4 separate regions of the Homo sapiens genome follow, and all the other regions are linked to region 1. The links are chromatin loops, found by intact Hi-C in ENCODE. Cell type or tissue: mammary epithelial cell. All regions are shown on one strand. Region 1 has its middle 87 kb from the start of AREG. Region 2 overlaps MTHFD2L (methylenetetrahydrofolate dehydrogenase (NADP+ dependent) 2 like). Region 3 holds the start of BTC (betacellulin). Region 4 overlaps EPGN (epithelial mitogen).

Evidence for each region. A loop is a pair of places that touch in the nucleus more often than their neighbours do. Peaks named below come from ENCODE experiments on the same cell type or tissue, not always from the same donor. Only the 100,000 strongest peaks of a DNase experiment are listed, where the experiment ranks them.
Region 2: a loop joins it to region 1, with 2.8 times the contacts of the local background. A loop is called at or near these places in 7 of 110 quality-filtered maps.
Region 3: it touches region 1 in a loop (4-fold over the local background); 4 of 110 quality-filtered maps call a loop at or near these places.
Region 4: a loop joins it to region 1, with 13 times the contacts of the local background. A loop is called at or near these places in 15 of 110 quality-filtered maps.

What each region holds. Positions count from the first base shown.
Region 1 is chr4:74,528,615-74,536,614 of GRCh38, forward strand. No RefSeq gene overlaps it. Among named protein-coding and RNA genes, the nearest start is that of AREG, 87 kb to the left of the region's middle. RefSeq lists enhancers at 3,278-3,572, 3,318-3,612. In mammary epithelial cell, a CTCF peak has its summit at 3,436 (motif pointing left); a DNase peak (open chromatin) is centred at 3,447; H3K27ac peaks cover 394 bases.
Region 2 is chr4:74,224,594-74,232,593 of GRCh38, forward strand. MTHFD2L (methylenetetrahydrofolate dehydrogenase (NADP+ dependent) 2 like) reads left to right here. Exons shown (of 8, transcript NM_001144978.3): 6 at 709-801. Among named protein-coding and RNA genes, the nearest start is that of MTHFD2L, 70 kb to the left of the region's middle. RefSeq lists a silencer at 4,205-4,274. In mammary epithelial cell, a CTCF peak has its summit at 4,291 (motif pointing right); DNase peaks (open chromatin) are centred at 4,298 and 6,418; H3K27ac peaks cover 379 bases.
Region 3 is chr4:74,789,924-74,797,923 of GRCh38, forward strand. It overlaps BTC (betacellulin), which reads right to left and starts at 4,600. Exons shown (of 6, transcript NM_001729.4): 1 at 4,339-4,600. The coding sequence starts at 4,402. In mammary epithelial cell, CTCF peaks have their summits at 3,995 and 4,774; no DNase peak of the experiment used is centred here; H3K4me3 peaks cover 1,313 bases; H3K27ac peaks cover 447 bases.
Region 4 is chr4:74,315,913-74,323,912 of GRCh38, forward strand. EPGN (epithelial mitogen) reads left to right here. Exons shown (of 5, transcript NM_001270989.2): 5 at 1-877. The region is part of intron 2 of LOC105377276 (a long non-coding RNA gene); the gene reads right to left. Among named protein-coding and RNA genes, the nearest start is that of EPGN, 11 kb to the left of the region's middle. In mammary epithelial cell, a CTCF peak has its summit at 4,729 (motif pointing right); DNase peaks (open chromatin) are centred at 3,759 and 4,809; H3K27ac peaks cover 1,152 bases.

The DNA of each region.
Region 1 (8,000 bases):
CCCATGCGAGGAATGATGGAGCTAGATGCTATATGTGTCTGTGGCTGGGGTGTCATGACCATAAATGGGAAATGTACTTTGTTAGAGAGTTAATGCCAACACAAACAAAATTACTCTCATGTTGAAGTGTTTAGCTTCATATTATTAGACCATGAGAGCCTGTTATCTTTCCATTTGTATTCAAGAGCCAGGAAGCTCTTGTGTCTGTAAGCATAAATAAATTGGACTTGAATTTGAAAAAGCATATGCCTTTCATATGTAACCAATTGTAACCATAAAATCCAGGAAACATGTAAATACTTTAACTGCCAATTATGTCTTTGAGTGTCTTTTTTTAATTAAAATTGTGTCTACTAATATATAGCAACAAGCTTACAAGGTAACGGCTAGAAACCCTCAGAAATTAATTGGTTGACTAAGCATCCCCTCTACATTTAAGTCCTAAATCAAATTCACCTTCTATTGTTATTTATCAACTCTCACAATTTCAAAAACAGGCCAAAATTTGAGTCATATCTCTGACAAGGATGAGTGTATTTATTGACTTGATAGAACAGGAGATGTAAGTCAGAATTTATGAGAGCTAGCTGTTTTCTCCATGTCTGGCTAGCTTTAGCAATTTAACACATGCAAGTTAAATGTAATGAGAATCATTTTCTTAGCCTTAAAACTTCTATGGTGTTACATTATGAGGAAATTCTACGCATAGTGGTAAGGTGAAGATGGGAAATTTGACTATGTATGTGCTTCTGATCGGTGAAGACATGTTTGCAAAGCCTTTGCATTCACATTGGATTTGCACATGCCAGGATACATATACTGTCCTTGTGAAGGCGCTGCATTCCATTCGCCCTTCCCTTATCTCATTCCTCCTCCTCATCCCAGGCAGAAATGTCAAATGACTCTCTGGGAACTTCCTGAAAGCTCCCTCCTCTTCCACAAGAAAACCTGCTCCTCTTGCTCTGATGTTGGAGTAAAAGGCTACCATTACAACTATAGTGCTTTAAAATGCCAATGAATTACGGAGTTTCTGGAATAACTGGCCCTATATTTGGGAGCAGGAAGCTGGAGTTCCCTACTGACTCTGCGGCATTCAAATAAAGAACAGAACAATTATATTTTATACCCCAAAATGACATAAAGGAAAACGAAAACAAGCCTGTTTCCCATGTGGCAGCCTGCACAGTGAAGGCCATTGTTCCCTGGCAACTCCAATAGATACACACCCGCTTTGCCGGATCAACTGGCTATTCCTCGGTTTACAGGCATGAAGTCACAGTAAGGAAGGTCACATCCCTTGGGTGATTTTCTTCTTTGGTTGCACTGGGCTATTTCCTGATATACCTAATGTGCTTGAATTCAAACGAGAAGGAGGAAAGAGACTCTTGCTGATACATTTATTTTATCCTTGAGAGAAATAATCTCTCAAGACAAGTGAAGAAAGATGCTGTGAACTGGATTACAGGTCATTTTATAGTCAAATCATCCAGGCAACTGGCAGTGTTTTGGCCTGTTTCCTGTAAAATAGTTTAAAAACCTGTAGATTCTCAAAAGAATTGATCGATTTATTCATAAAGACAGCGCTCAAGAGAACTGTGCAGTTTAGGAGATGCTGTGGGGATAAATGAAAATCGCTGGGAAACACATTAAACAAAAGCATAACACATTTGTAAGGAAATAAACACTTGCTAGTGTGAATGCCTGCGTCCTATTTATTAGTCAAGCCAAACAAATTAGGCCTATTCCCTGCTAGGAACAAGTGCTACATGGCCCCGTGGCACCTCCCACACCCCTGTGACTTTTCTGAAGTAAGCTTCAGGAACTTATTTCCATCTTCATTTTATTATCTTATTGTCTAACAAGCCCTTCTGTCTTCTCCACTGCAGAAGCCACAGTAAGGAGGAATTAAAGTAAAATCACCAGTGGCTCACACCTGTAATCCCAGCACTTTGGGAGGCTGAGGCAGGTGGATCACAGTGTCAGGAGATCGAGACCACCTTGTTTAACATGGTGAAACCCTGTGTCTTCTAAAAATACAAAAAATTAGCCATGTGTGGTGGTGGGGGCCTGTAGTCCCAGCTACTTGGGAGACTGAGGCAGGAGAATCACTTGAATCAAGGAGGCGGAGGTTGCAGTGAGCCGAGATTGCGTTATTGCACTCCAGCCTGGGTGACAGAGTGAGACTCTGTCTCAAAACAAAACAAAACAAAAAAGTAGAATCACAATCCATCACAATTTCTGTTTAAGTCCTAATGTCATAGGCACAGGCAGTTCATAGTAGGCATAGATTTTTACTCTTAACATGTGATAATATGAAGGGACAAGAGAGAGGTGCAAAAATATCAGCCCCAACAGTTTGTGTCAATGTCTCATTGTTAAAAGCTTAGGCCTAGACATCTATTGAATGTTTGCCATGGCCCAGGCATTATGCCATGAGTTAAGGATAGAAAATGAATATGTTCCTCTTAAAGTACGAAAATTCTGCACACTGCACAGCAATCTGTTTTGCTCTGCCTCAGAGTTTACCTGTCTGAAGCATTATTATTGTTAGCTGTACCTTGTCTGGCTCTCACTTTCCTGGTGGTAACCTTGGGTGAGTGCCATTCATGACTGCTGAAAAAAACACAAATAAGTGATTGGGTACCTGGCAATACAGTGCACCTCATCGGCCATTAGACAGATATCGATTTGACCCTTTCCAACAGAGAGGCCATCCTTGGAGAACAGCACTAGAAAGTCTTTAAGGAGGACAGATGAAATGACTGAGTTAGAGCCTGAGGCATCATCCAGAATAAGACGCCCGCACTGGAGGAGAGCTCAGGCCCTGGTCCTGAATGTCTGGGTCTCTAAGAATAGCAGCTACAAGAGAAGGAGGAGAGCTCTCACAGGGTAGAGGAAGGTACTGAAGACAATCTCACCTAGTTTACAGCAATGTCACAGTGCCACCTTATTTATGAATATCTGTGCTGTAAATACAATTAAAAATAGTTCATGAAGAAGACAAATATTTCCATCTTAACTTCCCATAAAATAAAATACAGACATTTTAGGAGAGATACCTTGGCTTATCAGTGAAAATAGAAGTTCTCCAAATGGGGTCAACGAGTGGATTGATCACAGCATTTGACATTTGGTATTTGAAGCTAGCAATACTTTTATTTCTGGCATTTAATAATTTTTTTTTCATTTGTGGCTCAAATTTACTTTTTTATCTGTTTATAAGAGAATATACACTTTCTGGAGCTCTTCTCTCCTGAACAAAGGTAAGCAGCAGATCCAAAAAATGTGAATGTTTCTCCTGGGAAGGCGTGGATTTCTGCTTTGGACATCGTTCTGAAACCTGAGATTTTTGCAAAGCCAACTCAATTCATCAGGACCACAGCTAACCACTCACCCTGCTGTTCATTTCGGACTTAGAAAGAAGGCTGTCACTCTCGAACACACTGCCATCTTTTGACCATGAGAAGTATCACAAAGAGAAAAAGAAAGACCTTGTTACTGGTTACTTGCATCAGTCTACTAAATGGAAGCAATGTTGATGCAACGACCCACTCTACTGTTGTTAGTTCTTTGGAATTTATAAGACAAAACAAGATAAAGTGAAATGGAGCAGTGCTTCATGAATTTGCTAACAAATAATTCACTTTCCAGCAATTTGAGCCCACACCAGGGACTCCATTGTTGAATCTGTTAATATATTAACATTACTACAACACCTTTCTTGTTTTCATTGTGTGTATGATGCTATAAAACAGAAATGTACAATATAATTTTCCCAAGGGACATATGTTTTTGGAGTCTTACAGCTCATTACATCAGATACATGTGCTATTCATGCAACAGATATTTTTGAGTATTTACTACACGCCAAGCTGTGTTCTAAATGGTGGAGATGCAGAGGTGAACAAGACAGATATGATATCTGCCCTCAGGGATGTGACAGTTTACTGTGAGCATTGGACATACGGGAGAAAGGCTAATTTGAAAAAGCATAAGATGACTTAAGAGTAAGAAGTTAATTTAAATCAATATCAAAGTTTGCCTCCTGAAGAGATGCCATTTAAGTGAGGACCAGAAGGAGGACCGAAAGTTAGCAAGATCAAAGTAGAAGAAGGTAGCAGGGGATGCTTTCTAGAAAAATGAGTCAATCTGTGTAGATACAGCATGAAACATGAGCTAATGGATTATCAAATGAGTTCTTGATTTACATAAGATGCCTCAAACTAATATTTAAAATTTACATTTTTATCTCCTAAAATATAATATCGAACATAGTGCATAAGCATAGTTATGGGAGGTGGTGGTTAAAGCATAGGGCTTTGAAGTTTCAGGGACTTGAATTCAAATCCAATTAGCTCTACAACTTTAAGCAATTTACTTATCAGAGACTATTTATCTCTAAAATGGGAATGATTAAATCAAAATTTGCTAATATCTTATCATGTTTCAAATGAGTAAATATATTTAACAGCCTAGCTCAGAGTCACACAGAATGCAGGTACTCAATAAATAACACATTGTCTTTTCATCTTAATTTCTTGGGGATTCTAACTTTAGAAGGCTCATTCTCCTATTGCAGGTTTCCTGTCTTTAGAAGGCTCAGTCAATCACCATTATGAACATATTGTTTAAAGGGCCATTTTGATTACAGTTTTGTGAATAGTGTGTGGCCACATATGATGCCTCATTAATTCCCTAAAATTTATTGTAAATAAAATTGTTTGAGTGCACAGCTCTAGCACATGATTGGCCAGGCTGTATTTGTTACTCATGGAACAAAGTTAAAACAAAATGGAAAGATGGGTATGTCCTTAAATAACTGAAAGTTTCTGCTTTAATTGTCCAGAACTAGTCCAATTCACTTAATAATTATACTCCTCAGTTAGCCTTAACTATGTAGAACTGGTCATAGATTGCTCCCCAAATAGCTCAAAGGTATGTGAGGTGAGGAGCAGAGCTAGTACTTCTAACCTATATTAGAATATCTTGATATGTTTGTAATCTTGTCATTCTTATCTTATAGATATACACACAATTTACCAATCCCAAAATATGATAATGTCATTTTTAAAACACGGCGATAGCCCATTACAAGCTAAGTCCATTTTATAAAATTTAAATGTTTTTCATTAAATAGTACTCTTGTATTGAGACATTAAAATGTTAAAGCTGGAAGAGATCTTAGCAATTATCTGGTATATTCTATGTTATCTGGTAAATTCATATTTAATATGTTCTACAGATTAAAAAACTAAGGCACACACGGTAGCTTTTCCTAGAGCTAGTGGATATTGGGGATTCTCATGCAGAGGTCCTGGCTCCCAAATCGATGTATTTTCTACCGGTTTACACTGTACCCACATTACACACTGGTAATCTATATATAGGGTAGCTGTTTCATCTGAAACAAATGTTATAAAATATAATTGATTAAAATAGATTCTAAAATAGCATTATTTTTCTAAGTATTAATAATAATTTAAGTAGTGCTTTTGCATTCCCAACTAGAATAATTTTTACCAAGTACTCCTTCAAATAACACTGAGAGGTAGATCGTTAAGCATTAGTTCATTCAACAAATATTTACTGAGCATCTGGAGTTTGTAAGACACCATATTAAGTCACTGATTCCTATCCTATTTTATTAACCAAGTTACAGAAAGGGGAAAGGGAATGTTTACAGGAACAAGTCATCAAACACCTTTGCTCAGTTTCGCCATGTCCTAAACTATTCTGATAGCTTGCATCTGTATAGCATTTTACAGTCTCAAAGCACGTTTTCATGACATGAATTCTCATATCACATTATTTTAGCCTTTATGACTCCTGAACTTTCACCCTGCTTTTATTGTCCATGGTGTTGATGTCATTGATCTTGCCCTTAGGTTTTAAGTTCATAAAAACTGAGGCTATTTTAAACACCATCGAATCTTTCACAGTGTCTAACCCACTTTCTTAAGTACAGTAGGTACCTGATATTTAATGAGTGAATGAATGACATTTCATTTGATCCTTACAAGCATAGCAGGCATGATTATCTCCATGAAAGAAGACAATGCTGTACCATAGGGAGATTAATTCCTGATTCTAGCTGTTAGAAAGCCTGAGGGTTCCTTATTGGATCTCTTTCTCCTTTAACTCTTAAGCAAAATTCTGTGGCAGTCCTCACTTATAAAAGAATCATTTCTTCTACTACTACTACTATTACATAAGCCACTAAATAAGATATTGTGTTCATATTTGTTAAACTATCTGATTGTTTAAGTATGAGTTTATTTTTCTTACACAAGTGGCGGAATAATATTTGTCTGGTTTCTTACTGTAATGCCCAGTTTTATTGCTAGGAAGGTGATTGTGACAAGGATGATACTAGGTTCTCTGGCAGACAGTAAGAGATATAGAAGATACATTTTGCATATGCCATCAGTGCCACTTGAGTCCTGTTTTTCATTTACTGTAATCAACTTCCTCTTCCCTCTGATGAGTTTTAAAGGAATGAGAATATGGCACCTCCACCCCCTATAATTGGTTGCAGCTGAACTCTTAGCAAGTGAAACAACTCACATGGCTTAACAAGGATATGGGGATTGCAGTGAAAGACTTTCTTCAAAAACAAAACTTGTTAGGGAGACATCTAAACACCAGCTTAAACTTATGTAAGTTTCTTAAAAACAGAAGAGCTTATTCTTCTATGGATAAAGAAATAGATTTTCTTTGTGAATTTCTAATGATCATACTGAACATAAAAGAAACTCTTAAAGAAAACTTCAATCATGACCCTTCTTTTAGTTCTGAACTAATTTTATCCTGCCAAAACCAAGTAAAAGCAAATGTACACTTTCAGATTGGTACAACTAAAATCAGAAGTAGAAACATTTTAAAGTTATATATTTTTAATATAGAAAGGTTTTTGTTTGTTTTACTTTTATATTATTTAAGGAATGTTAACCCAGTTCTAAATTTCACACTCTTGTTCCTTAAGGAGGACTTTACTTCCTTTATGGGAGCAATCAGATGTGAGCAATACCTCACATTATCCTGTGCTTTGTAGTTTCAGAAGCATTTGCATATATGTTATCTCACTTGACCCTTTTGCCTGTGAAGTTGGCTGGAAGGTATCATTGCAGATGGGAAAAGTGAAACTGGGAACTTTGGTGGCTTGCCTTAGGTCAAACAATTGGTAAGTGGTCAAGTCAGGCCTTGAACTTAAGTCTCTAGACGTTAAACCCAGAACCTTAAATGGGTGAGCATAAAAAGGAATGAACTGCAAATAACAAATCTAACTATTTGGTGAATAAAATCAATTTACACGAAAAGAATTCAAAATTATCAGCTAAAATTACCGGTTCCATGGATGAGGTACTAGGTGTGAATACGTGTGTTAGAATACACAGTTTTAAAGGCCAAGAAGAAGCATATATAGCCCCAGATAAAATAAAAAAAAGTTTATACTTACTGATAAACTGAGCAGATATAAACTTCAATAATTGTTGGCTAGATTGACCTAATTGTTGGCCTATGTATGTGTTCAGTCATTTACATTGGCTTCATAAGTACCGGTGTCTAAATTCTACTAGTTTATTTTTTCAGTAATCAGTTCAGTTTGACCAATGTGTATTAATTGATGCTGTTACTGTATGCTTGTTTTTCAATATTAGGCTTTTTATACTTATGTATATGCAGAATCTTATATTCAACAATATGACACTGAACAAGATTAGATGTGAAATTACATGGTTAAAAGTGTGGGCTCAGGCTGTGTGAACTTGGCCAAGTAATCCGACCCTCAGAATGAAGATAGTAATAGTATACATCTAACTGGCTTGCAGTAATGATTAAATGAACCGATGATATGTAAACTACTTGGTTTCTGGCATATGGCAAATATGATATAAATATGACCTGTGGCCTTTGTATAGAATTTATTGTGTAGATATTTAATTATATTATTGTCTTGGAGTTGAGAACACTACACAATATTTAAATCATTTTTTGAAAAA
Region 2 (8,000 bases), 300 kb before region 1:
TGGCTCACACTTTAAATATTGGAATCTCTTGCCTCTCTTGTTCTTTCAACCCTCCCTTAAGGCTTTCATATAAAATCTTCCTGTGATGTACCATAACCTGTGACAAAAAAATTTTGCTATTTTCCAAATACCCACTTTCAAAGTTGGTTAGTTTTTTCCTGCTATTCTTTTAGCTTGGAATGCCTTTTTCTTCCTTACCTGATTAGAACACTTCTGCTCATGCATTAAGACCTAAAAAAATGTATTTCCTCCTTTAGGAATCCCTCCTAGACACCTTCTCAAGACAGAATTAATCTCTCAGTTATGCTCCCACAATATATTGTCCCATTTTTTGTTCACTTACCTTATTGCTTTTATTATTTGTTTGCTTGTCATTATGAAGACAATGAGTATCCTGTATACTAATGTATTAAGCAGTCAACACAGAATTTTCAAATTCTGTATTTCAGGGACTCTACTTATAGCTCTCCTGTGATGATCGGCACTTACCCTAATTTGGTCTCATTGATTTTCCTTTCATTTAATTGAAGGGTACAATATTTTGGTTCCTCTTGGTTTTCTTGTATAGCTTTTGTGCTCAAAGTGATTTAGTCATGTCAAAGTAGCCTTTCTATTCTTAGGAAATAAGTGAAACTCTTCTGGATTTAGAGCATTTATAAAATTTTTAAAAGTTCAGTAATCACTGATAGAAATTCTTCTGTATTCCAGGTGATGCAACTGTGACAATAGCTCACAGATACACCCCCAAAGAGCAACTGAAGATTCATACGCAGCTGGCAGATATTATCATAGTTGCTGCAGGTAAGTCCTTAGTGACTGTTATTTTTTGGAATGTCATCAGCAGAATAATTCCTGCCCTAAATGCTGACATGTTTGAAAGCTTTTTGAGAGAGTTAGCTTTATGTATGACTAACTTCTGTTGATTGGATTCTGTCTCTTGGCAATCATTATATCAGTCCATTGTGCCTATGTTAGCATTTGTTACTTCATTATGGAAAACCCAAACAGCTTTTGGGATGACAGATTAAGCACAAGAACAATGTGCACTTTGCTAATTGCTTTGACGAACATGGTTTAACAGCATTTACGGAAAAAGGTTGGTGCAGGTAAATAATACATTGTAGCTATGGAGAACAATAAAACTTGTATTTTCAAGTTGTATCAAGGAACATAGAATGTTCAGGTGAGGGGAAAAGATAGTCACTATGCTGCCCTAAACACAGCCAGGCTGAAGAATTATGTTCTGAAGTCTAGACTTTAGGGGAAAAGTTGATGGATGAGACCATGTCCAAAGGAGAGTATCTAGGATAAGAATCTTTCCAAAAAAGATGACATATGAAATTTGGTCTGATGAACTGAGGATGTTTGGTCTGGAAGAAAGTATGACCTAAAGAGATACAACAACTTTTTTTTTAACATAAAGAAAAAACCCAAGCCCAAACTTTTATAATAATAAAAGCTGCCTCAAAGTCACCAGTTCTTGAGATAGTAAGTTCCTTATCACTACAGTGATTAGCAAAATAGATAAAAACATAAGTGGCATTTCATAGAGCATTATTTGTCAACGTTTATTGGATTTTGCCCCATTTTGGTTGACAAAAAAAAAATCCCCTTTCAACATTATCAAAATATTTCAATAAATTAAACAACATAGCTAAAAATGCATGTAAACAGTTGTAATTATTTTGAGCATATGTTCTTTGGGGAAGGAATCACATTCTTTCTTTACTCCCTACCATTTAAAGGACCATTGCAGAGAATGTCTGTCTACTGAGTACTAGGTTGGGTTCATTGTGTTTTAATACTTCCTTCAATGATGAGACTCTTTAATTCTCTATTTTAATATACAAAAGAAAGCTTTATGGAATATATGTATATGTATACTTATTATATTTCATAAGATTAAATTTCTTTAAATTTGTTTGTGTTTTCCTACAGGGTAAGTTAACAAGAAAGATATTTTAGAACATAGAAAAGGCTGGAATATGGGGCTTGTGTATGGATAATTCACTTACAGATATTTGAGAGTTTATCATTTACTCTGATTTTAATTAAACGTGTACTTTTGAATAGCAAAGATAGTACTAAATTCATTCAATTGAATACTAAATTCATTCAATTGAATATTATTTATTCAATAAATATTGGACCCTTCCTATGCAGCAGTATCTGTTTTAAATTTTAGGAATACAGCAATGGATACAAATGATGAAATGCCAGCCCTCGTAGAACTTACATCTTAGTGGGAGAGAGAGCAAATAAACAGTAAAATATAATGCCAGATAATGATAAGTGCTATAATGAAACTGGATGAAGGAATAGTGTTTTGGGGATACTGTTTTAGATTGATTGATTGGTGAAGATCTTTCTTGGGAGGTGACCTTTTGAGTAGAGTTCTTGTCCTGGCCATTCTCCATTTGTCCACCAGCCCCAGTGTCTGCCCTTCCCTGCCCTGGTCTGGCCCTGAGAGGCTGACTAATGAAGATGGCCTCACCTGTGTTCCTCTGACACTGGCTCCCAGCAAGGTTTGGCACTAGTAGGATATCTGAAGGAGAAGAAGAGAAATGTCAAGTCATGGTGTTTCTTCTCTACTCTTTTCCACTTCTACTGTCTTTCTCTTCCTCCTGCATCGATAGCTTTTGCTCAGCATCCTTTCCCCGACAGCTAAGGCTCTCACTGGGCTGCAGTAACACCATTTCCTCACCCCTACAGACCTAGGAATGGTACAAGCTTCCTCCAGTTTCTAATCTCTAAGAGCTGCAACAGCTTTTGTTTTTATCTTAGCCTGAATATATCGCTGTAAAAATTATTTCATTACTATATGGGGTGGATTCTGTTTCCCATGGAGATACCGACAGAAGCAGATCTGTATGAAGTAAAGGCACAAATCAAGAACCATTCCTGGGGGAAGAGCATCCCGAGCAGAGGAAACAGCAGATACCAAAGTCCTTAGGCAGGAGCATGCTTGATGTATTCCAGAACACAGGTCTTTGACGGCTTATTATATTACTCTGATTTTAATAAAATATTAATAAATTATGAGGATACTAGTAAGAAATGTTGTTGGGAAGGTAGCCAGGGTTAACTCATGAAGGACGTTGTCGGCCATGGTTAGGATTTTGATATAAGCCAAGAATGGCTGACAGCAGATCAACATGGTCTGACTTAGGTTTTAAAGGACTGATCACACCTTTAAAAACATATCAGACCTCATGTCTGCAGTTGTGTCAAAAACTGACTTTAGAGGTGTAAAAGTAGAAACAGAGAGGAGAGGTATTGCAATTTCATTTAATGGGTCTAGATTTTGCTCTAATTTGTTTTGTATTTGAACACATAGTTTCAATCAAATTTAATAAAATATCTGATTCTTCTATAGGCCCTTTTCTGGAACCTAGAACATATACATGACTGCAGGAACAGTAGTTGGCTCCTCATAGAGTAAAAATAGAAATGTTCTTTTTCCCAGAAAAAAAATCAGTAAGCTGGTACAGATAACCATACCACATTGCCTGTTTTTCCAAAAAATTACATTTGGGTGATATCAAATGCAAATTTTTGAACTGCATTGACAGAAGTCAGGCATGTTTAGAGAGTTAGTAAACTTTTTCAGACCACAGATCAGCATTAAGTGAAATACTGCTTCAGCCACTGATACCTTCATGGCAGATAAGTATTATACTGACTTCTTTTTAGAGACACTTCTGTTCACACACAAGACACAGAATTTGTTGAATAAAGAGGAATTTGAATGCTCATCTTTGTCCGTTTCTAACCTTAGGAAGAATGAAGTTTACATTATCCTTAAAAGGTATTATTTGACTAATGTTAACAGCTTGTACAGAATATTTGACTATTGTCCTTAGATAACATTTATCAAATATTATATTGAATGAGTATTTTATTCTAGTGGAGGAAAATCTCTCATCATGCCTTCCTACTCGTGGTTTGTTTTATTATTATGACAAATGGCACATGGGTGATCACAATCCACTTGCAAGAAACACTGATATTCTCTTGTAACTAAGTCAAAGCTTATGCCATAATGCCAACACTGTTGTCCTCCTTGAGTTTATCCTCTCTAGCTTTCTTTGTAAAGGCCTAAATCAGCCTTGAGTACAGATATTTAAAAAGAAGACAGGAAAAGAAAAAGAAAAGGAAAATAAAGGAACAGAAGGACAAGGAAGACTCAAGCCTATATAAAATAAACAAGACAGGAGCCAGGAGGTACTCAAGCTTTAGGTGTGGTGGGTGTTGAGGCTGTCCCACAAGCATCCCGCTGAGGGTATTTTCTTACCACCAGAGGGCGCCAGTCAGGTGAGCAGCTACTTCAGATGTAGCCAAGTTGGCCATACACCATGCTAATACTAGTTAGAAGACATTTTAAACAAAGACAGTGGGAAGAAGTCCTGTTCCTTGCTTTTTTATTTCACCTTTAATGCCTCTTACTAAATACAAAAGTATGTTGAATGTAGAAGACAGATTTGTATGTAGTTCTGCAGTCTTCTTGAAGAAATAAATATTTAGCCAATGGGAAATTTAGGGGAAGAAAATTGAGAATTTATAAGAAACAACTAAAGATTGCTACATTTCCAGTTAATTAATAATCACCTGGAGAAGTTAGGGATAAAACATGTAGGCATTTATAAATTATAGAAAGAATGTGAGTGAATATAAAAAATAAATCCCATATAACCAGACAATAGGAATAAAGTATTGCCAGAATGACCATATCATGCATTGTGTGTGGGAACTAAACAAATACAAATAGCAGTGGGTATTTAAAGGAAATAGTGATCTAATGGCAGAGGTAGCCAGAACGGGGAGGGCTAGATCACTGTCATAATGAGAATGTCAGCATATATGGAAACAACCTCATCTAGGAGAACTCAGGGTAGAAGGAGGAGGATTGCGTGATATATATCAGAAAGAATGATAATGTCTGAGAGATGAGAGTGAAGAATGTGGTAATGAAATCTTGACACAAGCTTGAAGAAAGTAAAAGAGGAAATCCTGTGTGAAGATCCTGAGACATGAATATTAGCTTATTTAATATTAATGTCATCCCTCCAGTTTCTCATAGTACTACTCCTACTGGCTTATATATCACTCACCTTTTTAAAATTGCCCCCAAAATTGAGATTTAGACTCAGTTAGAAGCTTAGATCTGCAGAATCAGACCCTGTCACACTATGCAATTAGAAGTAAGTAGCTTCAAGTCCCTACTCAAAGCCAAATCTCTGAGTTCACAGAGAGAGTTAACAAGTTTCTAGAGTACTTTAATGTACCATGGTTATAGCACATAGTACCTGTTTATAGTTGTTATCTTCATTAGACTACAGCAGGTAAAGGCGTGGTATTTTTTTTTAAGCTTGCTAGGTAAGTGCTTAGAACAATATCTAACACATAGTGGTTGCCCAGTAAATGTGAGCTGTGTTGATTTTGAGATTATAACTACAATAAGAACTTTTTCAAATTGATACATATTTAGCCGATATAATCTAATTTTTTAAGATGGAATTATTCTAGTTGTTGGATTTACACACTGTAGCATTATTTTTGGGAACTACCAAATTATTCCAGTTTGTCATCATAAAGTAGTTGCTAAAGCAATAAAAAGTGAAATATTTATTCATGAAAGAGTAGTTCATGTCATTAAGTGTATGAATGGAGTGATTTAGGTGTAAATGTTAAGATTAAGAAATGATGGGAAAGGTGGCCGGGTGCAGTGGCTTACATCTGTAATCCTAGCACTTTGGGAGGCTCAGGTGGGTGGATCACCTGTGGTCAGGAGTTTGAGACCAGCCTGTCCAACATGGTGAAACCCTGTCTCTACTAAAAATACAAAAATTAGCCAGGTGTGGTGGTGGGTGCCTGTAATCCCAGCTACTCAAGAGGCTGAGGCAGGAGAATCACTTGAACCCGGGAGGCGGAGGTTGCAGTGAGCCGAGATCACACCACTGCACTCCAGCCTGGGCAACAGAGCAAGACTCTGTCTCAGAAAAAAAAAAAAAAGAAAAAAGAAAAAAAGAAATTATGGGAAAGGTGAAGAAAGAGTAAGGAGACTATTACATCTAAAGAACAGTAAGAGTACTGGATGGTTGAAAGGGGAGGAGCAGTTTAGGGAAAGGCTAAATCAGCTTTGCACAAGCTACTGATAAAGAAGGGAAAGCTAGCCAGTATCAATTCTAAGATCATGTTGGAGATCATTGGGCTTTCTCGTATCTGCTTTAAGGAAACTGTAGGCTATCCTAAGTCTGTAAAATTCTAGGAATCTTCATTATTCAGCAGGATAGGCAAGTTTTTTTAGACATTGTCCACATTACCCTCCACCCATCTGAGTAAACTCTGAAACTATATTCAGGAAATGAGCTGCTGAGTCAATGCCACTTGCATGTCAAGCTCTGGATGCAGTGTCACGGTGGTGAAAGCTGGCATTTTTGGCCACTAAGCCATCCCTTCCAGCATGACGAATGAACCTTCACAGTTGTAACTTTAGAGTGTCTATTGCAACACTTTTAATGACAGATACCATGATATAAAACAGGATAAATGGGCAATTTAGTAACTCAGAATATTCATACTTACTTGTCATAAAGTACAAAGTGACCAACGAATTTCCTTTCACCACTTCTCCAATCATATTATCAAGTCTTAGAAACACTCCCATCAAACATTATCCTAGGGCTCAATAGGGTTTTCCCCCGGGTGTATTTCCTCCTCCTTGAAACAGGGTTCGTAATTTTCAGGAAACCAGGACATGGAGAAGTTCCAAGGGGTGGGGCAAGGAAATAGCTCCACCATCCCCACAGCTCATGCAACCCGGGAGTACAACTTGCTCACTTACGGCCCTGAGTGCTTCCTGAGTGATGCCAGCACATTTCATGGCTTCACTCATACTATAGTCCTTTCCATATCTCATTTCTTATTTGTTATTGTCCAGCTTGTCCTCTTTTGCTAGCCTCTGCTACTCCACTTAAGGGTTCCTTCCCTCCTTCCTAAAAGTTGTCATTATTTTCATGGTACAGAGTAGTGAAAATGCACAGGCCTTTCTAAAGTAAGAATTCCAGGATTTAAATTCCAGCTCTGAGACTTGCTGATTGTGAGCTTGGTCTCATTTCTGAATCTCAATCTGTTCATTGATGTGATTTAAATGATAATAATAAAAGTAACCTTTCATAGCGATGTCTACTTTATATTTTTGATCTTAACTATGCTGATCTAAGTAGAATTTCCCATATCTAAAATGATGCCTTTTACTTATTGAAAGGCATTTTAGTGTGGTTTATGTGTAATACCAAATAAAGAATATTTAACACTTCTCAAAAAAAAACCTTTTGCATAGTGTAATCAAGCTAGCCAATCCATGTAAAGAGCATAGCACAGTGCCCAGTATATTGCAAATATTCAATAAGTGTTATGTGTTAATGTATTCTATGTTAGGCATTGCATGTGAATATTTAAACAATTTAGAAATGATAAATCAGTTGATTATTAAGCTACAACTTAGCATAACTAAAAGAATATACTTCTTGGTTGCTTTTGATACTAATACAGTATCAGAGTAGAGTAGTTCTTATAAGCATAAATAAATTAAGAAGTGACTTACACATGAGGGACCAACTTTATGGAAACTTTATTTTTATACTTAAGATGTATGCCTTCTCAGGATGACATCAGCACTTGTTCATAGATGTGTATTATGTTGTTCCCTGGATGAATTCCTTATTGCCTCTCCCTCCTTTGGAACAACCTGACTTTGAGAGGGGAGATAGGGAAGGCCGAGGCACTTAGATGAAAGGGATTTTTTTCTCTCAGGCCTTTATCCACCGTCCCAGTCTCCCTCTCTCTCTGTTTCTACCTCATCTTCCCACCTCAGGCTATTCTGGCCCTCACAACCCATGCCCAAAGCCTAAGTTACTAAGTAAGCAAAGCTTCCCTGGCCTGCAGTGAGCTTTGTCAATACCTGAGAGGGCAGCCTGACTACTGATATTTTTCTTGGT
Region 3 (8,000 bases), 260 kb after region 1:
CTTCATTGCATGAAATTAGGATCAAAATTGGCAGAGGAAGAAGAATCTGTAGAGGCATTTATTTTTTCAAAAGTAGATATGCATTTTACTTTTGCAGCTTTATTTTTTACATTTGTTCCTTTTTGACAAACCCAGTCAAAATAAAACTTTTTTGAGGATTTTTATCTATTACCTATTTCATAACTAGCGGGAGCAGGAATTTGAGAAATGAAGGCAACAGAAAGTCTTCCCATTAATTAGTAGAGCCTGATGACATTCGGGAAGTATCCAGAATCAAAATGTCAAAAAATTTTAAGAGGTATTGATAACAATGAATGATTTGTCCTGTGCTTTCCTACTGTCTATTATAATAACTCATGCTTATTCTATGTTTGGGGCACATTTTGAGTGGCTTTACATAGTATTGCATTTAATTCACGTAATTGCATTGGTCCTATTACTATTAGCTTTTACAGGTGAGTAAACTGGGCCAAGGAGGTTTAAGAGACTTGCCCGAAGTTTCAGAGCTAGCAAGTCACAGCACCAGGAGGCCATGCCCCAAAGGTCTGGTTCAGAGTTTACAGGCTTGACCACTACATGACCCTGCCTCAAGATATGCTCTTTTTACCCATTTTCAGTAATTGCCATGTGGGTTCTATCAGGGAGACTATGAAGCGATGTCACCCCTTCTCCATCTGCCCAAAGGAGCATCCTCTAGGTGTTGGTGCACTAAGCAGACTGGAGAATATACAGGAGTCACCCACAAATTCAAGGATAGAGTCAGACTAGAATAGAATCAGAATAGACACTGAGTGACACAGGCCAGACACAGTCCAAAATAAAGCACCTGGTCTGACCAATACCAACTGAACATTATTAGTCAGGCTAGCCTGGCCCTGAGCTAGGAGAAGCAGGGTTTCCTGGAAGCAAGGAAGAGCCAGGAGTCCAAGAATCTGTCAGAGAATAGCCAGAGCCAGGGATGGCACAGATGTATGGGTAGGCAGTAGGGAAAGCAAAGGTGTAGGAGACAGCTAGGATGAGCTTACATGCTTTTTAAATAAGTCAAAAGAAATGGTTTCCAGTATTGGTTTTTCCTGTTATATGCAACGCAACGTCTCTGCACTGGAGTGTCCTATCTCTCCCTAGACAGGACATTCTGCACTTGAATGTCCTATCTCTCCCTACCTAATTCAGCAACAAATATTTATCTGCTACGATCTCTTGAGACCAGGAGTTTAAGACCAGCCTGGCCAACATGCCAAAACCCCGTCTCTTCAAAAAATACAATAATTAGCTGGGCGTGGTGGCGAGTGCCTGTTGTCCCAGCTACTCGAGAGGCTGAGACAGGAGAGTCACTTGAGCCCTGGAGGCGGAGGTTGCAGTGAGCTGAGATCATGCCACTGTAACTGAGCCTGAGCGAAAGAGTGAGACTGTCTCAAAAAAAGAAAAAAGAAAAAGAAAAAGAAAAAGAAAATACAGTAGAGAAATACGAGCCCATTTTGGAAAATCTCATTTTTTGAGAAAGTAAGATTAAATGGCTCAGGATTTCTACTGACTTAGAAAATGCCTTTAAACAGTTTTAGAAAATTAAACCAAATTAATGCATATAAAGAATATCGATAACACATAAACGTGTAATTTATATTTATATTAAATGTATTTGTACCATATAATCTGCTTATGGTATACCTTCTTTTTATATCTCCAACCCCACTTCTGTCTTTATAAAATTTCTCAAAGAAAGTAGTACCTAATTTGCATATGTTAGAATGGAAATTATCCTGTAAAGATGCATCTACTAAATGCCAGATGTATTTAAGGAGCATCTACATTTGTAATAGACATAAGCCATTTCTAATTTAAATCACATGTTATTTTGTTTACTTTTTGAAAAGAATGTGACATGGAAAGGGCATCACCATCTAATGAAACCTCTTCATTTTACAAATTAGAAAAACAATGCCCAGAAAGTTGTAACTTACAGACATCTCGGAGTCATGAAGTGGTAGAGCTGGAACCAGGGCTCATGTCTGCTCAATGCCCACTCTCATCGCATTTCCACCATCTCACACACACACACACACACACACACACACACACACACAAACACTAGTGTCTCATGCATCTTATTGCTCACATTCTTTTCAAAAAGTAAATAGAACAACATGTGACATAATTTAGGAAGGGGACTTAAAAGTAAAGTGTGTATGACAGAAATAGGGCCACTTAATGGAAACAGCGATGCCAACAAATTACGTTCCTTAGCATTTTGCAAGAAATAGAGCTTTAAGGGGATCTAGAGACCAAATTCAATTTCCCAAGCCAATCATTTAACAGGGCGGTTGTACATTTAGGTTACCCTGAGTGTACAATAGCACTGGATTCGAGTTTTGCTTTTTGATTTTCATTTCTGTCTTTTGACAAGTTTTGTGATAGTAAAGGGGAAAGAATGTCCATCGACTTTCAATAGTCATTTCTACTATGACACCTCTGCTAAAACATCACCCTAATTTAGGCCCCAAGTAGCTCATGCCCAGATTATACCTACGAGACAATCAGGTCCTCTGGCCCACAGGCGCCCCCCCTTCCTATACTGCACCTCACTGACAGATTTATCACCTTTAAACCATTGTTTGCATCATATCACTCCCAGTCAAGCCCTGTGATGGTGTGTGTTTAATAGCTTATTGATTCTGTTCCAAATATTCTAATCTGGCTTTTTCAGTTCTTCATAATCTGTCTGCCTCTCAGAAATTCTACTCTTTCCAGTAAAGCATGCTCATTCGCATCGCCAACCCTTTACTAAATGCTTTTTCCCTTGTCTCTGTTCCCTCTTTCCTCTCTACTATTGCAAACTCTACCCAAGCCTCAAGGCACGCATTCGTGTCCTCCATTCAGCCTTTCCCCACTATTCCAGCCCCCGCTGTTGAGCTCTTTCTCCCTTTTCTGATTCCGTGAATTTTTCCACAGGTTACCCTGCTGGGCTTGCATATCCAAATTCAGTGCAAGTTCTAGGGCAGGAATCATGTTTTATTTTAGGAATCTCATGAGCCCTTTCCCCACCTCCATTGCTACATACCTCAGCACCTTGCTGACTACGACAGATTCTCAGGGAATACTTTGACTGTTGGATAGTTTAGACACGGTGGAGGAAGAGAATGTCAGCTACTTGCAAGCAATGCTGGCAAAAGCATCAGTACTATTTCTAGGGTTAAGTCTCAACCCCATTGCTCTTCTTCATGAATGTACACATTCACTCTACCACTAAATTGTTACTGACTCCTTCCTCTTCAGCGTTTGTTAAATAAGTTTATTTTCTCTAACCTTGGTCCTAAGTCTGATCCACCTCCAAGCAAGTTCACTGTACCTTTTTAGCCACCTCTCTTACTCCAAGGACACAGTCAAATGAAAGTTTTCATTTAGGCTCCCCCTCTCTTTCCTCAATAAGAGGAATTCCCATTCTTTTTCATTTGTGGTGTCCCCTTCCCAGGCTTGAAGGTAGGAGTGATATCGTGGTGACACTTCAGCTGTGGAGACTCTCCTCCTACCACATAAATGCTCCAAACCCAGATGTGTCTACAGCCCAGCTAAGATTAGAAAATGTTACTGGTTTCCCTTCCCTTCTCTGCCCCGCAAAATGACCATGATGCAGAGAGCAAGCTTTGAAGAGTTGGGATTTTTTCCTACTTAGAAGCCTTCTCACTACCTTCCCTCGGTGGAGGGGAAGGGGAAGCCTGCTTCCAGCCACATCTGAAGTTCCAGCTCTGCTTTGTGAGTTCTGACTCCTAAGGAGGCAGGAGAGACCCTCTGGAGGGCTCTAGGCATCCTGCTACTCCTCCTCCCGCTGGCACTCTTCCCTAACGCCAGGTGATCACACCTTCAGTCAAAGAGTTCCCGTTCTTCTGCCTCCTGCAGGATATGCTTCTTGGTCTATACTACCACGTGAGCTTCTTTAGTGGGTTTCCCTGCTCGCCCCTGCCCCCACCCCCCGACCCTCACTTGCGAGCACAGCGCCTCACCCCGGTGGACAGCCCGCCGGCGCCGCCAGGCCCTCTGCTGTGCGCACAAGTCAGCAGCTGGCGGCCTGCTCGCAGCACTGGCAGCGAGGACCTCGGAATCGCTTCCGCCCTCGGGCCTTCTCACGCGTCTAGGGACTGCCTCCAGCAGGTGCAGCCCCAGGTGCCCAATTGCCAGATCTTTAACCTCGCGCTCTCCCAGCCTTCAAAGTTCTCCAACCCGCGCCTGCCAGCCCCAGCGCGCCCTCTTGTCCAGATGCCAGCTCGGTTCAGGGTTCGCCCTCCCCGCGACTCCAGCCCCAGACTTTCCTCCTGGTTTCCAGTGCCCAGCACGGCCACTTACCCAGGGCAAGGGCCAGGAGCAGTGGCAGGGAGCTGGCGCCGCTGCACCGGGCGGCCCGGTCCATCAACCCCGCTCTGCCGGGCCGGGCAGCCCCTAGACAAGTCTCCCTCCTTCTTCGCCCCCTTCCCGGGCCTCGGGCGCCTGAGAGGGTGCCTGGAAACTAATCCCGGAGGCAGAAGGAAACGAAACTACTTCCCAGGCTGGCACCCTGGCTACAAGGCAGGGAAACACCCAGGGCGGGAGGCCGGCCGGCTCCGTGAATGTCGCCGGGAGGAGGGAGCCTCCTATTTATCCCCCCTCCTCCTGCACACACCCCGCCAAAGAGGCGCAGGACTTGGTCCTGGGAGCCTCCACGCTGCTCCCACCCAAATTGCCCCACACCCATACCCACACCCAGGGACATATTCGGGCTGCCCTCGGACCAGCTCACCACTCCCCCTGCTGGGTCTCACCTGACTGACTGTTCATTTCCCTACCCCCTAGGGCGTAAACAAGGTAGGGAGGGAGATGTAAAGAATCCGCGTGGAGGGGTGTCGGGGGTTCCGGTCGGGCCTGCAGGCTGACCTAAACTCCTGGAAGCCACCGAGGAAGAGTCAGAGACCCAAACGTGTTCTGGAATTCTAACTTCCTTTATTTCAGAGGATTGCTAGTGTCATGGAGAAACCAGACTCACCATTCATTGTGGTTGACTTCAGGCATTTGATAATGCAGGCAATTTCAAAAGAGTCATTGTTGCCTTTTAAAGTCTTGAAGCCATAGCGAAACCTCGTCTCTACAAAAAATACAAAAGTAAATTAATAGCCGGGTATGGTGGTGTGCACCTGCAGTCCCATCCATTCCCTGAGGCTGAGGTGGGGAGGATCGCTTAAGCTTGGGAGATGGAGCCTTCAATGAGCCTAGATCGAGCCACTTCACTCCAGCCAAGGCGCAAGAGTGAGACACTGTTTCAAAACAACGACAACAACAACAACAACATCAGCAACAAAAAAAAAAAAAAAAAAAAAGAAAAGAAATGAAAAAAGTCTTCAAGCTAGTGTCTTAGTTTCTGGGTGCATTGTCTTCTAATAATTCATAAAATTGGGGCTCACCAGGACCTACTTTAGAAATTTCATTTGTATTTCTGTTTATGAATTTACTCATGTATTCAGTATATTTTCATTTACTTGCATTAAGCAATTTCTGGAACAGAAAGACATCCTCACAGCTTTTAGAGAAAGCAAGCAGCATCCAATTTTACCTTATGTGGTTATATATTGCCTCCAAGATAACCAAAAGATACAGCTGCTTTTGTACTGGTCTGTGTTCCTCATATAAGATTTATGTGGATAATTATGCCCCTCAGTACAGAAATTTTATTTCTATAGCATCCAAAAGTCATGTAAGCCTTATTTTACATATGAAATGTAGTTTGGGTGTCTGCCTCTTCCTCCTCATCCTACTGTTTAAGTTAAGTAAATTGTTGTGCACTTGTCTCCCACGAATAACATTTCATTTCAAAACTAAATTATTTTACTGCCCCAGGCAACTGATATATCCGGTGGAATAAAAATCAGCTCTTAATTTTCAGAATCCCATTCTAGTCCCACATGACAGCTCATAAAACATTGGTAGAGAGGGCAGGCATGAAGTTTAAAGAAACCCAAAGTTGTAAGATGGAAGGTTACTGCACCCCAGCTAAAAAGAGCAGAAACACTGGAAGCCAATGGATTTTGACATCATCTCCCTCCCTCTCAACACTTCCACCCTGCATTTTTCTTTTCTGATATTCTCTCCATCTCTCAGCACCAGTGCCCTAAGTTAAAGTATCTCTTACTCCAAGATGGCATTTAGCCTAGCCAACAGCTGTCCTGTTAGCCCCAACAGAATGCTACAATTTTGTTTTCCTTTTTCGTAGATACTAATAAAAAAAAAAAAAAGCGAGACCTAAACAAAAAGTACTAAATGTTTGTTGAGCATTGGAAAATTCCAGGACTTGGTGTAAGTATTCATCATTTATGCCATTCAAGTGGTAAATTAACTTTTTCAGGCCACTAGAATATGAAGTAGTATAATTTAATATACTAAATAGGACAGATAAATTAATAACCTTCCTTGAGGGCTTTATTTACCACCATAAATAAAATAAGTACTCCCAAGAAAATCCAAATTTTCTGACACTGGATATCCAATCTCTTCAATGTTAAGAGACTTTTCCTGTCTTTTTTTGTTTGTTTCTTTTTTTTCCCCTCACTTTCTTTCTCTCTGTTCTTCCTCCTCTTCTTCCCTCTCCTTCTCCTTCTTCTTTTTCTCCCCCAGCCCCCAACCACCTCTCTCTCTCAAGTCATTTGCTTATGGGGCATGGTAAAGCTGGAATACAACCATTACATTTGGAAGAGTGGAAGGTAAGAATTGATTTTCCTGAGTCCTCAAACATGTAACTGAGTTGCGTCTCAGTGCTTTCATTTGCAAGCTGAGCTGTTACTAAGAGAAAAATAAACCAAAGTTACACCAGAGTCACAAGGTGAAACTTGTATTCCTAGTTAACCCCAAGGTAGGAATTGCTTGAGTGCTGTTCTTCCTGTGCCAGGTTTAGGCAGGTATAACCAGTCCTCCCAAATCTGGTATGAGGCTTAAGTAGATTCCTTTGGAGGGCCTTTAAGCATCAGCCTTTTTCTCTTCCCACACAGAACAGCCTGCAGCTGGGACCGTCCTCCCCGTCTTCTGGACAGGACAAAATAAACTTGTAGTTACATATAGGGCACAACACATAAACAGACACACGCCATGATGGAAAGGAAAATTTTGGAATGCATTCCTTCTAGGCCAACATGTATTCTCCAAATGAAGGCTTTAAGGCATTCAGTAGTATAGGAAAATTTCCTAATGACCATTAACTTTATTTAATAAGAGTGGGTGAATGAAAATGATGAAAGGCATTTTTAAAATTGTAATTTTTATAGTAATGATAAGCATCATGCATTGTAGATTATTAGTGGTACAGTTACATAGAGAGAACTTTCAAATATTTTATTTAAAACTACTGAATTGGTTTCTAAGAATGTATCAGTGAAAAATCACTGCTCAAAAGTTGTATTCAGGTAATTGTATTTTATAATCTAGTTGTTCTGAGGGAGGTAGTTATTTTTTTTCCTGCCTACTTTCTTGTATCTTCCTCTTCAGTCTAGGGGATCCACTTTTTATATGTATTTCTCAATGTGTTTGATTTGTATCTCTTTTATTTTTATTTATTTTGTTTTTTGAGACAAAATCTTGCTCTTGTCCCCCAGGCTGGAGTGCAATGGCGTGATCTCTGCTCACTGCAACCTCTGCCTCCGGGTTCAAGCAATTCTCCTGTCTCAGCCTCCCAAGTAGCTGGGGATTGCTGGCACCTGCCACCACACCCAGCTAATTTTTTGTGGTTTTTTTTTAGTAGAGATGGGGTTTCACCATGTTGGCTAGACTGGTCTCGAACTCCTGACCTCAGGAGATCCACCTCGGCCTCCCAAAGTGCTGGGATTACAGGCGTGAGCAACCACGCCCGGCTGACTTGCTATCTCTTTTAAATGGCAGCTTAACATATGTTATTAAACCTCAAAAATAATTGTCTCTGTGACATTATACCTGTTAGTTTCAGTTCACCATGATGATCTTTTTCTTTGGCCATATTGAAACATACTTCAAAA
Region 4 (8,000 bases), 210 kb before region 1:
CTGCACTCCAACCTGGGTGACAAGAGCGAAACTCCATCTCAAAAAAAAAAAAAAAAATCAGTATCCTTCCTCTTAGTTATATTTCTGCCACTTAATTCAAACAGTCATATGCAGGTCGCTTAATTTATTTGTGCTTTTGTTTCATCTTCTACAAGGCCCTCTTAGCTCTAAAACTTGACAGTGGAATAAGGAAATGTTTTTCCAAATCTGCATTGCCGGTGAGATCCTCAACATCAGCATGTTGAGATGGACCTCAACCCCACCTCTAACCCTGAAACACACTACTCGATATTATCTTAGGTATGTTTTAGGGTTTAGTTTGTAAAATAATAATTTATTTTTGAAGGAAATATAAAATATTAAAGAGTAATAATAGCTATCATTTTTTAAGATTCAATCTAAAACAATGGACTCTTTTTTTTTCCATTTGTGATGTAGATAAGCAAGACAATTTTGATCATGAGTGGTGAAAAGAGGATCAAACTTGACTATTCTTGCAATGGCAGTCCAGCAACAAGCCTTTCATTTACATTAAATTATAACTTTTCATTCATTCCTAAACCAAACTTAAAATTCTGCTTTCCTTTGAGTAGAAGGTATTTAACTTGTTTTGTTTTTCCTTCAGAAGGAATTTAATGCAAACGGATTGCAGTCAGCACTTTCTGAATGTTTTCACACAGTATGCAAAGCTTACATCATACCAAGGAGTGGAGAGTTGAAGTTTCCTCCCAGTGACTCCAGTGACAGACCACACCTAGAAAGCGTTTCTCTTCCTGAGTATTTCAAAAAGATGTAAAAGAGCTGGGGAGAGTATGGGAAGAAACAATACAGGATTGCCTTTAATTAATTAAGAATTGCCTCCTGATAAAAGGAAAAAGAAATTAATGCTGGAGTATGGAGGGGTGATAACCTTAAAGATTATAAATATTTGTTGTCTATAAATACTTATAAATTATAAACACAATATAATTAAAATTAGAACATCAGGAAAAGAATTAAAATCCTCAGGTTGCAAAACCAAAATGTTAACCAAAACAAATACTCATGAGATTCAACTTTGTTCACCTATAGAATAGTACTTATTAACAACATAAAATCTACCCTGTGAGATTGTATGGAAACTCAGAGTGTGGCTTATGATAACCATCTGTTTATGATATTTCATATAAAACAATCTTGTGATCCTTGTAGTTCCTACCATTAATTTTGTAGGAAGGAATCTCTGACATTCCTATGGAGCTAGAACCACATCTGTCAATGTTTAAGTACCTAAGCAGAACTTAAGAGGAAAATGCATAAATATATTTGGAAATTGTTTCATTTTTTTCTATATGTAAGAAGACCCTAAAAAGAGCCTTTCAGTAAAGTTTGTGCTTCAGAACTACACTTTCAGCTATCAATCAGTTGTGTCATTAATTGAGGGTGGATTATTTAGGAAACAAATGCCAACATGTTTCTGGCATCTTTGACTACATTACACCAGCCAAGAGGTTCATCAATTTCTTTCATTCCCCATTTTGTCACTTCCCTTCGTCTATCCTCCAATTATTTGAGAACACATCCTTAAGTCATCAGTATTCATGAGTGCTTTATTATTTAGCATTTCAGAGTATAATGAGGATGGGGCACAGAATATAATGTCAGCCATCCTGGAGCCAGTAAATTTGCAAAAAAAGTAATTAAAAATGCTTGTCATTATATTCTCTTTCCCCAAGGTAGCTTTTTGTATAGTTGTGTTTTCATAAAGTTTGAAAAGGATGAAATTATAACATAGTTCATCTTTTAGTCTTTCCTGGCACAATACAAATCTAATCCTTTAATTTTAACATGTTCGTTTTGGTGATGTCAAGATTTCCATTCATTATATCTAATTGAGAAAAAAGTCATAAGAAAATAACAAACATCAGCAATTTAAGCTTTTGATGTTAAACATGAGGACAATTCATCTATGCAGAGGACCATGAGGAAGCCATTTAATGTCTCTGCATTACAAAATGTAACATGCTTTCTGTGAAGTGATATAAATATTGGTATCCTACTACCTACACTCATGGGAAGGGTTACCAAAATCCGTCTATTGCAAAACATCACTCTTTCTCGCTTACATCATGGCTGCATGACATCAGGACATGAGTAGCTGCCAAGATGAACTATAAATGTTGAAACTTAATTTGCCAGTGTCTAGCACTGCTAATCTGGGTGAGCCCACATTTTTGTCCAAATCTTTGGCTCAGACCTATTCAGTAGCACATTCAGAAATGTCTTTTCTAAATTCTGCATTTTTATTAAGTATTCAATTTTTATTAATTATTTAATCAATCAGTGCCCAGCTCAGAGTATAAGAGCTTAAGCAGTTAATTTTCTAAGAATTTTAAGTCTAGGCCCCTTGAGAATATCCATGTGAATACAAGTAAAATAGTATTATATTTTACTTCTCTTCCAAAACTAAACATGATGGATGTTCCAGATTGTCGGCAATACCCACAGCTTCCAAAGAAACATCTCATAAAGATTAGAAATGTGATTATGTGTTAACAAGAAGAACTGAATTGTTCAGTCAGGTCTTATCTAACCACCTCATGGCCTTTCTTTGTCATTTTTTATGTCTCAGATATTATTGGGGCATACGTCATCTAGATTAAAATTTGGTTAAGTCTACAGTCAACCAGCTGTCAAACTAGCAGTATTACTGATCTTTAAGAGGGTATTCTTCTTTTTTTTTGTTTTTTTTTTTTTTGAGATGGAGTCTCACTCTGTCACCAGGCTGAAGTGCAGTAGCACAATTTCAGCTCACTGCAACCCCCGCCTCCCTGGTTCAAGTGATTCTTCTGACTCAGCCTCTTGAGTAGCTGGGACTACAGGTGTGTGCCACCACACCCAGCTAATTTTTGTATTTTTAGTAGAGACGGGGTTTCACCACGTTGGCCAGGATAGTCTCGATCTCCTAAGATGGTATTAATTAGGATTCACATCTTTCTGAAAAGAAAAAAATGGCATCTCTAGATCTTTAAAATCACACTAAAAATTAATTCAATATTAAGTTCCTTAACAAATCAAGTTAAAGCAATAATGTAATACAGTAACCATTTATGAGCACTTGCAATGTTTGAAAGCATCAATTGCATTATTTTAGTTAATCCATGCTTGTGTGTAATTGAGGCTTAGAGAAGGGAATCACTTGTTCAAGGTCACAGGGCCTCAGCCTGAACCAGATGCATCTGATGTCAGAGTTCTTCATCTAACATCTAAGCTCTATATAATAATGCTTCCCAATATTTTATGAAAAATATTACTGTTGAGGGATAATTTCTTAGTGAACTTAAAAGTATGCCCAAGTAATTAGTATGCAATTGAAAAAAGTTATTTTCTTAAAATATAGAAAATAATAATTTTTTTTTTGAGATGGAGTCTCGCTCTGTCGCCAGGCTGGAGTGCAGTGGTGTGATCTCAGCTCACTGCAACCTCGACCTCCCAGGTTCAAGCAATTCTTCTGCCTCAGCCTCCCAAGCAGCTGGGACTACAGGCGCCCGCCACCACGCCCAGCTAATTTTTGTATTTTTAGTAGAGACGGGGTTTCACCATGTTGGCCAGGATGGTCTCAATCTCTTGACCTTGTGATCCGCCCGTCTCAGCCTCCCAAAGTGCTGGATTACTGGCGTGAGCCACCACACCTGGCCACAAAATGATAATATTTGTCATGGATCAACCACAAAATTCCCCTGCTGTCGTCTGCAAATTATTAAGATATGTATAACACCCTCAGGGTGAGGTCAGATCAACGTCAAGTGCCTGCTGACAGTTGAGTGCACAGTCTGGGGAGAGACTGTATACTGTAAAGGAATTCTGGCTTATCCTCATGACTCAAGGAATGAGGAGTATTCTCTTAGAGCACTCTCTTGGAATATTGGGAATATTCTACTCTAACCTGTAGCCAGTATTCCTAGAGAATACTGGAAATATTCTAATCTTGGCTACAAGCTATTTCCCAACATTTTTTTAGCTTTATTGAGACATACCTGACTCAGGTTGTTTTTGAGATGAGGGGTGAGGAATCCAAGTGATTGTCATGTCTACAGTAAAATCTCATCAACCCCCTTCTCTCCACATTATCCTCAATCCTACCCCAGCCCCCCATGCACCTTGCAGAAAAGCAGTAAGTAGCGGTGGTCCAGCTTAGGAAAAAAATTGGAAAATAACATTTTAAAAAATCTGTGCAATAGTTTGGCACTAAAATGACCGGTCTTCTAGTTCAGCTGTGTGATCTGAACTTTACTGGGACTCTTTGGATATGATATCCTTGCCTGTTAAGTGGAGAAGTTAGACTCTGAAGATGACCTCCACATTCCCTTCCTGGTTGGAAGTTGTACATTGGAAATGTGATGCCGATAAGCAGATCTATTCCACAGACATATTCCCTTTAGCTTTCGTGGTGTTTGTTTTAAATCAAGCCCACATTTAAAAACCAAGCTCTTTTACTATTTTTAAAAATCTAGCCTCTTTTGAAAAATAAAAAATATAGAGCTCTGGTCCTATTTTGTTTGTGCCAGCGCTCTATATCTTTTGTAACTTTGGTTAGAAGGAGCATGCCTCAATACCCAACTGCTGCTGCTGCTTAGGCTGCCAGCACAGGGTCCTATGGGCCTTTAAGTCTGCAAACTTGCTTCTTTGGTTTCATTTTAATCTTTCCTCATCTAAATTCTCCTGAGTCTAATCATCAAGATGCCTGTAGAGGGCCCCATTGTACTGCAAACCTCATAAATTATAAAGGAGTCTCAGATCAAAGAGTCGCCCAAGAATGTGCTTATTAGGAGAACCCACACTCACCTGGAAACCGGCAGGGGTGGCATCTGGTGACTCAGGCACTGCCCTGCCCACACCTTCAGTCACTCTCTGCTATAATCCTTGCCAGATCTGTCATTTCAGTGCACAAGCTTGCTTATGTTGCCTCCCAGCTTGAGAACTGACACTGACTCCCCATTGTGCACCATGTTTAGCAAGGACTGTTCAGCCTGCATTGTGAAGCCCTCTCCAGGGAGGCTCAGGTGGTCTGTCTTTCTCATCCCCCCTCGCCCTATGCATATCATCAGCTGTGGCCAACCACTGCTCTATGCTCTGCAAATGGGCCACACAATCCATTTCTGTGTTTTACCGTCTCTACTGTTCCTGCTACATGTATTACCCTCCCTCACCTCTGCCAAGATCACATTATTTTTTTCAAATGCTGCCCCCTCCTTAAAGAATGGTGTTATTTACAAATGTCATTTCTCCTTCTTTTGAATTTCCTTGACATCTTTCTCTTTTTTTGTACTTTTCAAACACTTACATTCTGCCTTGTATTATAATTACTTATGTTCTTAGCTAAGTTCCAATGGTAATAATGACAATGAACTTCATTTATTAAATTCACATCATAGACTGGGCACAGTGCAAAATGATTTACAGATAGTATCTCCCTCAATCCTCAGAGACATCCAGGTGAAAGGTTTTATTAGGGGTTGTGTTCAACAGTGGTTAAGAAGACAATTGTCTGGAGTTTAACAGACAGGTTGAAATCCAGCTTCACTCCTACTAGCTGTGCTACCTTAATCAAGTTTTTTTTTTTTTTTTACTTTTCTAAGCCCAAGTTTTGTCATTTGTAGAAATGGGACAATATTTATATCATAGATTGTTTTGAGGTTAATAATAAGTGCTCAATGAATGTTAGCTATTGTATTACAATTGAATTCCATTTTTCACATTAGGACACTGAAATTCAGAAAGTTTAAGCAACTCGTTCAATGATATGCACCCAGTAAGTGGTGGAACCTGGATTTGGCTGCAAGGCTGTCCAGTTCCCAGGCTTTGTGGTCTTAATTAGTGACAGGCAGGTGAGCACATGGCTGCTGGTCTCTCTGAATACAAGTCCTGCTGCACTTAGCACAGTTTGGCCATGGTTGAGTTTGCCCAGTGTTTTTTGAAGTGGGATCTGCATTCTCAGAGAGCTGGGTTTTGAACTCCAGCTGTTTATTAGCTTTGTGGTTGAGAATAAATTATTTTATCCCTCTAAATCATAGTTGCCTCCATTATAAAATGGGGAAAATAATCACACCCACAGGATCATTTTAGGGTTAAGTTAAATCAGATAGCTAATACAGGTAAAATTCATAGAACATAGCACTCATTCAATAAATATTACTTATTATAATTATAAATCATCTAAAACTCCCATTGAAACTCTTAATGACACTCAACACGGTAAGTTTTGTTACAAGGTGACATGTATTCCTAAAAATCATTACACTAAAAAATTGAGCAGGATATCCTACAGGACTCATTCAAAAATGGGGGTTTGAGAAACAATATTCAAAAAACTTCTTCAGTAACATATTAAAAACACCAAAAAAACTCTAAAAATGGTAACACAATTTTATACATTTTAGGTGGTTAAAATATACATAAACAGTACAATAAACATGGTACGTTGTCTTTAAAAAGACCTGCAGTTTGCTTGTGGAAGTGGGTATTGGCAGGGTTTAGCTTGTGAATTATTATCAAGTGATGGAAGAGGGGTTTTTAAAATTGGGTGGAAAGTTATAACAGCAGATGTGGTTGAGTGTGGTTTATAACTCAAACATGAGCCAAGATCGCTGGTAGATATTTGAGAATTGCACACATGTATGCTCTCTCCTATGCTGCTCTGCTCAACAGTTTTCTCCTCATCTAGCATTTCTCTCAGGTGAAATTATACCTAAGCAAACACAAAGTTCCTGTTATGTACAGATTATTCTTTATGTTGGAATAAACTCACGCTTTCAAGACAAGCATTAAAACAGAACTGACTGTACCTTGAAATTATCACAACCCTTGTATCTCAGTCTCAACCTTCATGATAATTATTAAACCTTTGAAATATTCTGATATTAGGCACTCAGGACCTTGGGACCTGGGGGTTATCATAACCCTCATTTCTCCACCTAAATTTACAAGTGTCAAGGACAAAATTCCAAAGCCCCATATTACTGTGGATTCAAGTTCTCATCATATTATTTGTACTTTTTTTCAAGTTATAAATGATTAGAAACCTTTATGACTATATTTTCCTTCTTAAATCAACTAACATTCAAAGATGGTTTTCATCCTAACATTATCAACTTACTGTATTAATAGGAATAGCTCCAATTCTTCTTCTTTTCCTTGAGACTTATTCCCCTCTGTTTTACCCTCTGAGCAAACTGTTACTTTTATTCAAAAGTCTTTAAATGGCATGGAAGAAAAACGGTTTTGCTTCCTTCAGCAGTCTATATTAGGCAGTATATTAGCCCAAACTGCAGATCTTACAGTAAGAAATTGCTTAAGAATTGATGAAACATTTGATTAAAAAAAGGAACAATTAAACAAAGGAATCTATAAGAAATAAGAGAGTCAAACTTGGTATATACAGGTATTAGGGTCCCCCTTTTGAGTCTAACACATGTTACTGTCAGGGCTTAGGTCTGCCTAGGTAGGCTAAGCAAACAGGTGCATCTGCATACTGGTGCTTTGGGTAGACTGAAGTCCATTTGCTTGAGGAACTAGAGAGCTTCCGATAGGTGAACATACCTTCAGCTGCTCCTTAAACCTGGTTAGAATTGATTTATCTTCCAGTGGTTTGTATTTGCATGTTGTAAAAATTAAAAGTTTTTTGTTTGTTTTTGTGCCTTCCCAGCATCCATGCCCCTTCCAAAAACCACACCAATTTTGCTGTGGAGTACCATTCTCCTTCACCTTCATTGCGCCTGGTTTAGTTGTGCATCCCTCAATTCTCATTCCAGAAGTAATCAAAGCATTCCATTACCCCCAGTATTACTGCTATAGAGACAGGAACAATACAGAGTGGTCGCAAGAGAATAGAAAATTCCAGGCAGCAGTTTTACATAACTAGCAAAAAGAAACTGTTGAAATAGCTGCAGAGGCTAGGGGCTGATAAGACCCTGAAAAACAGGGTGTGGACCAAGCTGCCTAAGAAAAACTGGACACAACAT